2 separate regions of the Mus musculus genome follow, and region 2 is linked to region 1. Evidence: chromatin loops called from intact Hi-C (ENCODE). Cell type or tissue: gastrocnemius. All regions are shown on one strand. Links, peaks and the distances in the headings refer to the core of each region. The heading gives the core; the rest is flanking DNA. Region 1 has its middle 35 kb from the start of Gm40376. Region 2 has its middle 7.2 kb from the start of Nampt.

Region 1 (5,380 bases), core at 55-5,054:
AAGCCAGACCAGAATTGACATCCTTGCAGCTTTGGCATAGGGCAGTGGTGGACACAAGCATGGGATCACACTTTCATAGGGATGCTTTGGTTGTCAGTAGCAACGCCAACACCTGCTCTGGAAGAAGCAGGTGGGGAAGAAGCTACAGACACCACACTCAGAAGCCATAGCAGCAGCCAGCAGTGTGAAGTCTGGTGTTCGCTCCTTTGTTGATCTCTCTGGAGAGCCCTGGGTTTCAGGGATGAAGTTTCTGTTCAAAGCTGTGTGGTTGGAGCTGCCAGCCAGTCTTCTGGTAAATCCAGAGAACGCTGGTTTGTGTTTTTCACAAAGATCTTGTCTCATGCAGGCAGCTGTTTTGGGGACACAACCTTTACTTAGGCCTCTGAATCTAATATAATTTCAAAAGGAATTTACAAAAGCTTTGTATAAAAGCCTCTACTAGAATAGAGCCACATTTTTAAAAGGAGAGAGAGAGAGAAGAGAAAGAGGGAGATGAAGTAAATGAACCACAAACAAGGTCTAAAGCCTTGAGAACAGATAAAATGAGCTATGCTAGAAAACACAGTCAAGCAACTGTGCATACTCGGTCAGAAACCCCATCTCTTTAGACCCTTAGAGTACAAGCTGCTTGCTCAAGAGCTGAATAAAGTCCAGCTATTAAATGATATTTCCCAGTGTATTACTGCATTACAAGAACGGTACATAGGTTATAGGTTAGAAGGTTACAAAATGTCACCAACCTTAACCTAAATGTTCTGTTGGAATATTCTGCTTGTTGGTTCTTTGTCCTAATCGCCATGGGCAACTCTGAAAGGCAGCAGGCTAGGTGCCAGGCTGAGGATCAGGCACACAGCTGAGGGAGACAGGAATGGCCTCTGTTAAAGAGCAATTCTCATTTCAATCTCACACCAGCGTGCAGATATGGGCATTCAGGTGAGGACTCTGAGTCAGGGAGTGACTGTAATCCACACGAATGTAAGCAGCGGGTATGGGGAATGGAGGTCCTTTGTCCTAACTCCATTCTCTCTGCACAGAAGGTAAGGACTTCACCCAGGTTTCCACACGGCTTGGTGTGACATTTAAATGGGTTGGTCCTCTCATGCTACACAAACCCAATACATACTGATCATCTGGTAGCTAAATGAGAATGAAAAGTCCTCTGAATGAAAAGCGTACAGCTCGACAGTGAACCTATGAAAATATCAAAAAATGGCTTTCTTTTAAAATCCCCTCTTGTTTTCATAAGCCCAAACTAAGCAGCCAAGAGACAGACTGGAACTAGATAGATTTCACTGACAGGTGCTGCCAGAGTTAGACTGCCTGAAGACTGGGGTCCAGGCTAGTCTGGGAGAGCAAGATGCCTCCCATATCCTCATACAATGCCCTAACCATTTCCTGTGTGGGCAGTCCTCCTGGGCCCTTTACAAGTTCAACTGCTGTAATTAAACATCTCCACAAATTACCAAAGTACTCTAGAGGGTTGGAACCAGAATTGTTGTGAGGGGAAACAGAGCCACCTAGGAAAGCAAGATGTAACAGGGTGTTTAGGTAAAACAGTAACAAAGGTTTGGAGGGAGGGTCAGAGGTCAGAATATACCTTTGTGAGACTTGAAGGAGAAATAGGCTGCAGGAAAGAGAAGAGCATGAAGTACCTCAGTGTACTGAGCTGATGGGTGCTTTCACACACAGTGGTGCTCCACATGGGAGGATTAATCCCAGGACCCCTGCAGATAACAAAACCTTGAGACGCTCACATCCCCCATAGCAAAGATCCAAAGACCATGTACCTCCCACAGCCTTTAAATCATCTCAGATTCTTTTTCATGTTTCCCTTATACAATGTAAATGCTGTGAAAACAGTTGTAATCTATATTGTTTAGAAATAATGGCAGGAAAATCTTAAAAGGCCATCCTCAGTCAGGGCAGTCTTCAATTAAAACAACAACAAAAACAAAAACAACCACCAAAACACTTTTTGATCGTTGGTAGGTTGGAACAGTAATGCAGAATCAGTAGACACAGGGCCAAACTGAATTATGTATTTCATCCTATAAAAACATCCTAGAGACATATCTTAATTCTGTTTTACAGGGAAAGAAACTGAGGCTAATGTGGAAAGAAACTTGGCTAATTTACCCAAGGTGACTTGGACAGTAAGAACAGGGTTGAAACATAAACCCTGGAAAGTAGCAACATCCATGACCATCCTGTTCCATACATGTGCATGAGTACCTGCAGGCATTTTAAGATTTTACTTTATTTTTAATTTATGCATGTGTGTGTGTGTGTGTGTGTGTGTGTGTGTGTGTGTGTGTGTGTGCGCGCGCGCGCGCGCATACACATACAATGAGTACAGTGCCAACTGAGGCCAGAAGAGCAGATTCTCTGGAGCTTGAGTTCCAGTTGTGAGCCACCTGACACAGGTGCTGGGAATCAAATTCTACAAGAGCGGCAGGTGCTCTTAACCCCTGTGCCACCTCAAAGATCCAGCTCCAGCCCCTTTGTTAAGATTTCTTAACAAAGGCATCTAGAAATTTCTAGGTTCCATTCTCAGAATTTTGCAGATATTAACTCATTTAGTATTCATATCAACCCTGGAATAGTGGCAGTATTATTGGTATTACAAGATGAAAAACTGGACAGACAGATACTGCCCAAGGTCACACATCTGGTAGCAGAGCCGGCTACTTAAGTAAGAGCCAACTCTTCCCATCATCCCTCTATTAACAGGTCAATTACTAAATACTAATTCCATGCCAGAAACTGCTGGTACTTTTTAGAGTGCTTTGAGTTTACTCATTCAGCTCATGAAGTATGGGGAAGGGGAGGAGGTGGACATGCCAGTAATGTAATAAGGTGGCTGACACCCAAGTGTGGGCTCTAAGCCAAGCCCTAGTTTACCAGTTGCTTGACCTTGGGTAAGTCATCGAGCCTAGAATCGTGACCATTTTCTCATCTGTAGAAAGAAAGCTATAATTGCTCTGCTGGGTCGGGGGAGCTTGTGATAAAGGCTCCTCTGCCTGTCTGATACATGAAATGCCTTGTTGGCAAGTGATATATTTTTATGGTATATGTTGGGATGGGCTTCACTTTCAGAGCAAGGAATATGGGTATGGCCTAGTGGCATTCTGGAGCAGGCTCCCTGCATATCTTATAGTGGGCTTTAATTTCTCAGGACCTCTAGTGGCTCCGGTTCTGGCTGCGTGTAGAGAGCAGCCACTTGGCCAGTTGGGCCTCCTAAAGGTGCTGTCTGGTCATTGCCCCTTTAAGGTGTTGAGATGGTTAGCCCTCACTGAAGATATGAAGGAAGAAATAACTAGACTGTAAGATGCCAGAAGAAAACACTGTCCACGTGTGCTCAGAAGGCTCATTTTTTCATCAGAACCTCACCATCTGTAAATCAGAGCCTCAACTGCTTGGCAACTCATCTACAGTTCAAGGCTACTGGACATGGCAAGAAATAATAAATGGCTCCATAGTATCAGCATGACTGCAAAGCCACAAGGCCAAGAGTTGTGCCTGAGAGGTTCTCTCGGGTTATTTGGAGGGAGAAGACCAATGAGGAGGAAGCTGGTAAACTGTGGGCTGGTGCACCAAGGTCATGACCTAAGTCTTATGCTTGCTCTCCACACTCCCTCTGTGGTGGTTTGACATTATTGGGAGGTGTGGCCTTGTTTGAGTAGGTGTGGCCTTGATGGAGCAAGAGTGTCACTGGGTTGGACTCGGAGGTTTCAGAAACTCAAGTCAGGCCCATTGTTCTTCTTTCTTTCTACTGCCTGAGGATCCAGATGTAGAACTCTTTGCTCCTTCTCCAGCACCATCTTGGCCTGTATACCGCCAGGCTTCCCCACCAGGATGATAATAGACTAAACTGTAAGCCAGTCCCAATTAAATGCTTTATAAGAGTCGCCATGGTCTTGGTGTCTCTTCACAGTAATACTACCCTCCCTAAGCCATCCTCCTCAGGAACAAGCAGCTGGCAGCTTGAGTTGCTGCCGCTGTTGCCTACTGGGAGACACTGAGCCCTGGCCCAGGACTGGGCCTTCTCTTAGGCTTGTCAAGGAAGACAAAACTATTGCTAAGAATTTTCCAGATGTGGTTAGAAATAGATCTCGGGGGTTAAAACCATGTGAACAAGAGCGGTGTGATCAGCATCATATGCCTGGATGAATGGCTGCTACAGCAAAGAATGGCAGGAAGCTGAAGACAAGGTTGAGGAATGCCATGACAGTCTCTGTGATGGTTTGTATATGCTCGGCCCAGGAAGTGGCACTGTTAGAAGGTGTGGCCCCATTAAAGTAGCTGTGTCACTGTGGGGGTGAGCTATAAAACCCTCATCCTAGCTGCCTGGAAGTCGGTATTCTGCTAGCAGCCTTTAGATAAAGATGTAGAACTCTCAGCTCCTCCTGCACCATGCCTGCCTGGATGCTGCCATGTTCCTGCCTTGATGATAATGGACTGAACCTCTGAACCTGTAAGCCAGCCCCAATTAAATGTCCTTATAAGAAGTTGCCTTAGTCATGGTGTTAGCAGTAAAACCCTAACAAAGACAGCTTCCAACCTCTCTTCCTTAGCTCCCACATTCTCTCATACCCATGCAGGCCTTTGTATACATTATCTCCTCTGTTCTTAAATGTCATTCTTCCTGTCAGAGTACGCAAGCAAACAAACAAACTATGACTCAAGGATGTCAACAGAGTCACTCAGGTTGATGTAGCAAGGAAATCACTGGGAAAAGGTGGCTGAAAAGGCATGCTAGAAGTCTTGGGGAGGCATGTTTTGTCTGTATCAATGAATAAGGGGAGCTGAAGGGCTTAGGCACGTCCAGCTTGCCCTGGGAGGGTTTATTCTGGATCCTGACTGGAGAATGGAATGAAGGGAGGATTTGAATCCAATGGTATGGACCTGGTGAGAGGAGAAGGAGGTCATAGACTGAGAGAAGTGGAGGCCAAAAATATTTTTAAAGGAGAAGTCTGATCTATGTAAAGGGGCTCTGACAAACAGTGCATCTTCTTTTCATCAAGTTTTCCAGGGCTAAGAGACAGGGAAAGGGCACAGTCTTACAATGATAAAAGGGTAAACTGTGCCAGTCTTGGGATTCTCAGGAAAGGCTTGGTATTTTATTTGAAAATTTTCAAAAGTTCAGTCAAGTTGCATCAAGCAACTAAGACAACTGAGCCAACTGAAACCCTTGCAAAGGAACAAGTGCAGAAGCTCCAGGAACCTCAACAACTTCCAGATCTGTCCCGTGTCCAGAATTCTTATAGCAGAGCATCAGGGGCCTTGAACACAGAAACTATAAATCCATGGACGGCAATGCCCATTCCTTCCCCAGTCTGTAAGGTCTAGTCTCTGAACCCCTAGGGTTGCCAGCATTTAA
Region 2 (5,380 bases), core at 73-5,072, 120 kb after region 1:
GTGTGTTTCACTTCATCTACCCCAGTGCCTCTCATCTCTCATCCCTGCATATCCACCCTTCACTCAACCTCCCCCTCCAAAAAACATGAAACATACAAACAAATAAGCAATCAAAAAAGCATAGAAAAACATCTCACTGTGGAAGCTTGGTGGTAGAGGGTGTTCTGTGTGTCTATGGTTCTGTGCTGTGGGACACAGGGCGGGTCTGTGGGCATCTTTTCCGGTCTGCACCGAATGACTTGGAGGAATGTAGGTCTCTGTCTTACTCCTTTTGACACTGCACACTGTCTGGATTTGATTTGATTTGATTTTTACCTGTCCTAGGCATAAAACAGTTTTGGCCACCAAGCCAGGCATCAGGCTAGGATGAACAAAGGTCTGCCACCTGCTCTGCCTCTGACTGACGTAGAAGCATCACCACCAGCAAGTGTTCCTTTGACACTGCTAGGGGGTCCATGCTTGTTTTTTCATGCCCACATTCTACTCTGTACATACCACATTGATGAACAGTTGAGAGGCAACTTTTAGGACTTGTGTAGTGGTTTGCATGTGAAATGACCCCAAAGACTTAGATAAATGTTTCCAGTTGGCAGCACCATTTGGAAAGGATGTAGAACCTTTGGGGGTGGTTCTATTAAGATCCATGGCCTCGTTGGAGTGGGTGTGCCTTTCTTAGAGGAGCTGTGTCACTGAGGCAGACTTTGAGGTCTTGGAAGCTTAAGCTACGCCTAGTGTGGCATTCACTTCTGCTGCCTGCAGATCCAGATGTAGAACTCTCAGCTCCTTCTCCAGCACCATGACTGCCTGCATGTTGCTGCCATGTATCCCACCATGAAGATAATGAACTAAATCTCTGAACTATTAATTAGCCTCAGTTAAAAGTTTTACTTTAGAAGAGTTGTCATGGCCATGGTTAGCAATACAATGTTAACTAAGACAGAAGCCCTTGTCCAAAAATTCTGCCTTACCCTAAATTGAAGAGTTTTGGCTTAGTTGGATTGGGTCTAGAGACTGAGGTCCAGGACAGTCAAGCTTAGGCATTGAAACCATCAAAACTAGAAAGCTGGTGAAGATGAAATTGAATGAGAAGGTGATATTTCAGCTCCACCAAGCAGCAAAGTGTGGTAGCTTCTGCCACGTGGTTCTGACTTTAGGATAGAAAAAAAGGGGGGGGGGGTTATAAAATCTTTCACCACTACTAAAGCAAGCCACCAAGCAGGGATGTCAGGGTTGGCCTTGCAAAGAGGCCCAGAAGGGCCACTGTGTGAAGCTGTGAAGGTGAAACCCCAAAATATTGAAGATGTCAAAGGCATGGTATACCTGCCAGGGAGAGGTGCTAACAGGAAGTGGAACCAGACCAAGAGAACAAAGTGCGCTGCAGTCAACAAAGCTGGAGGGAGTTGGAGACTTAAAGAACATTTTGACATCAGACAAGGAGATGCCGAGTTCAGAGTTTTCCCAACTAGTCTTGTGTCTCGTCATTTGGTCCAGTGTTTTCTTACTATGCTCCCTTTTGGAATGGAGATATATATATATATATATATGTATATCTCCTATGGAAGATACTTGTTGGAAGTATGTGATCTGCTTTTTCATTTTGATTTTACAGAGATTACAGTTAAGGGACTGCATGAGTCTCAGAAGAGACTTTGAACTTTGGACTTTTAAACAAAGTTTAAGACATATAGACTATGAGGATTTTTTTTTTAAGATGGACTAAATTCACTTTGTATTATCATACAGCTACAAGCCTATGGAGGTCAGGGGATGAAGTGTAGTGATTTGAATAAAAACCGGCCCATAAGGAGTGGTGCTATTAGGAGGTGTGGCCTTGTTGGAGTAGGTGTGGATTCGTTGGAGGAGGTGTGTCATTGGGGGCAGACTTTGAGGTCTAGAATCTCAAGCAAGGCCTAGTGCCCCACTGTCATATCCTGCTGCCCGTTGATCCAGATGCAGAACTCTTAGCTACCTCTTCAATACCATGTCTGCCTGCATGTCACCATTCCTGCAAGTCACCATGCTTGTGGACATGAGGATAATAGACTGTACTGGCTAGTTTTGTGTCAACTTGACACAGCTGGAGTTATCACAGAGAAAGAAGCTTCAGTTGGGGAAATGCCTCCATGAGATCCAGCTGTGGGGCATTTTCTCAATTAGTGATCAAGAGGGGGAAAGGCCCCTTGTGGGTGGGACCATCTCTGGGCTGGTAGTCTTGGGTTATAACAAAGCAGGCTGAGCAAGCCAGGGGAAGCAAGCCAGTAAGGAACATCCCTCCATGATCTCTGCATCAGCTCCTGCTCCCTGACCTGCTTGAGTTCTAGTCCTGAATTCCTTTAGTGATGAACAATGGTTTGGAGGTGTAAGCTGAATAAACCCTGTCCTCCCCAACTTGCTTCTTAGTCATTGTCTTAGTCAAGGTTTCTATTCCTGCACAAACAAACATCATGACCAAGAAGCAAGTTGGGGAGGAATAGGTTTATTCAGCTTACACTTCCATACTGCTGTTCATCACCAAAGGAAGTCAGGACTGGAACTCAAGCAGGTCAGAAAACAGGAGCTGATGCAGAAGCCATGGAAGGATGTTCTTTACTGGCTTGCTTCCCTTGGCTTGCTCAGCCTGCTCTCTTATAGAACCGAGACTACCAGCCCAGAGATGGCACCACCCACAAGGGGACCTCCCCTCTTGATCACTGACTGAGAAAATGCCTTGCAGCTGGATCTCGGGGAGGCATTTCCCCAACTGAGGCTCCTTTCTCTGTGATAACTCCAGCCTGTGTCAAGTTGACACAAAACTAGCCAGTACAGTCATGATGTTTGTGCAGGAACAGAAACTCTGACTCAGACAAATGGACTAAACTGAACTGTAAGACAGCCCTGTTTTCCTTTATAAGAGTTGCTATGGTCATGGTGCCTCTTCACAGCAATAGAAACCCTAGCTAAAGCAAATATTTTGCTAAATTGGTTGCATTGATTGTTCACATGTCCATTACTATAATACTATATGAAACTAAGTGCATAACTAATGCTTTCATGCTGTGGCCATAAAAATCTATTGAACAGACGCTCTCTCGTCAGCTATCCAGTTATTCAGGTACAGTGGCTCAGATGTATAATTCTCAGTCAAAAAAAAAAAAAAAAACTGAGGCAGAAGTAAGTATATCTCTATGAGTTCAAAGCCAATCTAGTTTACAAAGCAAGTTCCAGAACATCCAGGGCTGTTCCATAGACAAGCCCTGTCTTTAAGCCTCCCCTGTCAAATAAATAAATAAATAAATAAGTGGACACACAGACAGACAAACAAACAAACAAATGAATAAATAATAACTCTACCCTAAGTGGGCATTTGAAAGCCCAGAAGCAACAAGATGTGGAACAAGAAGGAAGGGAAAGATGGAAAACCTACAGCTCATAATGTTCCTCCCACACATCATCTTGGGCCACAGTTCTTGGCTAAAGCCACTCTCAGGATCATAACTAGGTTGAGCAGAGTGTGACTGTAGGAGAGGGACTGTGTATCTAAGCGAGCAAAGGAATAAAAAGGGATGCCAGGTCTGAGTAAGCAGTACCAGGTGCCACAGGGCCATCTTTGTTGATTTAGTAAACATTTACCAATCCCATAATATGTATCTGGTACTGCACTTTCCTCTAGAAGCAGATCAGTATGTAGGTTATACCTCTGCTCTCACAGATATTTAGGGATTTAGTACCTTATAGCCTTAGGTTTAAACCTTAAACTATAGGCTACTATATCATCTTCCAAGTGAAGGGGATGGATGGTCTGAGGTAAGGATTTTAGAAGGGTATTTTTTTTTTAATAACTGCTAAGCAAAATGGGGGAAAGAAGCTTGGATGAGTGGTGTGGCAGATACCAGATTTCCAGATGACATAATGTGTCTGCTTTGAATGGCTAGCTCATACCTATGTGATGTTCTCTATTAGTGTATAACAGCCTGCCTACTTTAAAATGCTCTACAGTAAAGTTGAAAGATTGGAGGGCTTTGAGAAAAAAACAGAAAGAGGTGATCTGCGTAATATAAAAGATTGAGTGAGTCCAAGGTAGGTGGTATTATGTGTTGAATATAAATGTGCCCATAGGCTTATGTGCTAAAGGTATGATCCACAGCTGCTGGGACAATGTTGGGAGGTCCTGGAAACTATGAAATGGGGCTTATGTAGAGGAGACAAGTCACTAGCAGTAGTTTTTAAAAATCCCTGTCCTGTATCTTGTGCCCAATCCATTCCTCCAGCCTCTCTCTGCTTCCTATCTTTTATATGGGACTAGCTTTGCTCTACCTTACCCTTCAACCATGACAAAGGCCAAGAAACACAGAGTGAAGCAAGTGAGCACGAACTGAAAACTCTCAATGAGTCAAGTTGGTGCTCTCATCAGGTGGTTTCTTTGAGGCATTTGCTACATGATATAGCTGTAGCAATGAATGACTAGCACACACACACACACACACATTATATATATATACACACATACTATATATATATATATATATATATATATATATATATATATATATATATAGAGAGAGAGAGAGAGAGAGAGAGAGAGAGAGAAATGATAGGATCATTGCTGTTGTTATCAGAAACTTTAGGGAGTCCCACATTGGGTCCCATATATTACTAGGGAAATCTGGGACTCCCTTTTGTATATCCTTAGTCTCATTTATAAAACCCAGATTCAAAAATAAAGCTAGAAAACAACCTATTAGAGTTTAGTGGGGGAACACCACCAACAACAGGACAGGAAAGCTGAAAATCTCGGCAGTTGGAGGCCAGAGACAAAGAAAAGAAAAAGTCCTGCCTTATGTAAGCATCCTAATAGTGAAAGTGTAGGGGTAGCTTCACAGAAGGAGCAAGAAGGACCATGGGATCACAGAAAGCATGCCCATGTTTTGGAAAAAGAAGAAAAAAGAAAGGTTCAGATTTTCTGACTAACTCAGAAAAATCAGGCTTTGCAGAGCTGCTTGAGGCGACTGCCAGCCCCCACACCGGAGCAGGACTTCTAGGGAAGATACATATAGTATCTTCCTTAAGGAACTAATTATTCTTCCACTTCTTAGCCTGGATTTAGGTGGATCAGCCTTTCTGGGTTACGGTGGGATGGTCTCTTGGACAGGAAATTGGCAGGTCCTGGTAGGCTAATTCTTATGAAAAGAGACCGTCACAGGTAATATTTTGGGTTTTGTAGCAGTTCTGAATGTCATGTCTCCATCCAGGTCCAGAAGTAGACTTCATTCTTTTGACCAGGAGGAGATAGTTTCAATGAAGCCCTAATATCCATCCTCCATGGTCTCCAAGGCTGCTGAAAACTGTGACTTCTACTGCCAAGATAGCTCACAATCGATTGGAATTAATTTAGGGAAGGAAT

What was found. A loop is a pair of places that touch in the nucleus more often than their neighbours do. Peaks named below come from ENCODE experiments on the same cell type or tissue, not always from the same donor. Only the 100,000 strongest peaks of a DNase experiment are listed, where the experiment ranks them.
Region 2: it touches region 1 in a loop (2.8-fold over the local background); 1 of 42 quality-filtered maps calls a loop at or near these places.

Annotation. Positions count from the first base shown.
Region 1 is chr12:32,686,688-32,692,067 of GRCm38, forward strand. No RefSeq gene overlaps it. Among named protein-coding and RNA genes, the nearest start is that of Gm40376, 35 kb to the right of the region's middle. In gastrocnemius, for the core only: no CTCF peak of the experiment used is centred there; a DNase peak (open chromatin) is centred at 2,875.
Region 2 is chr12:32,810,446-32,815,825 of GRCm38, forward strand. No RefSeq gene overlaps it. Among named protein-coding and RNA genes, the nearest start is that of Nampt, 7.2 kb to the right of the region's middle. In gastrocnemius, for the core only: no CTCF peak of the experiment used is centred there; no DNase peak of the experiment used is centred there.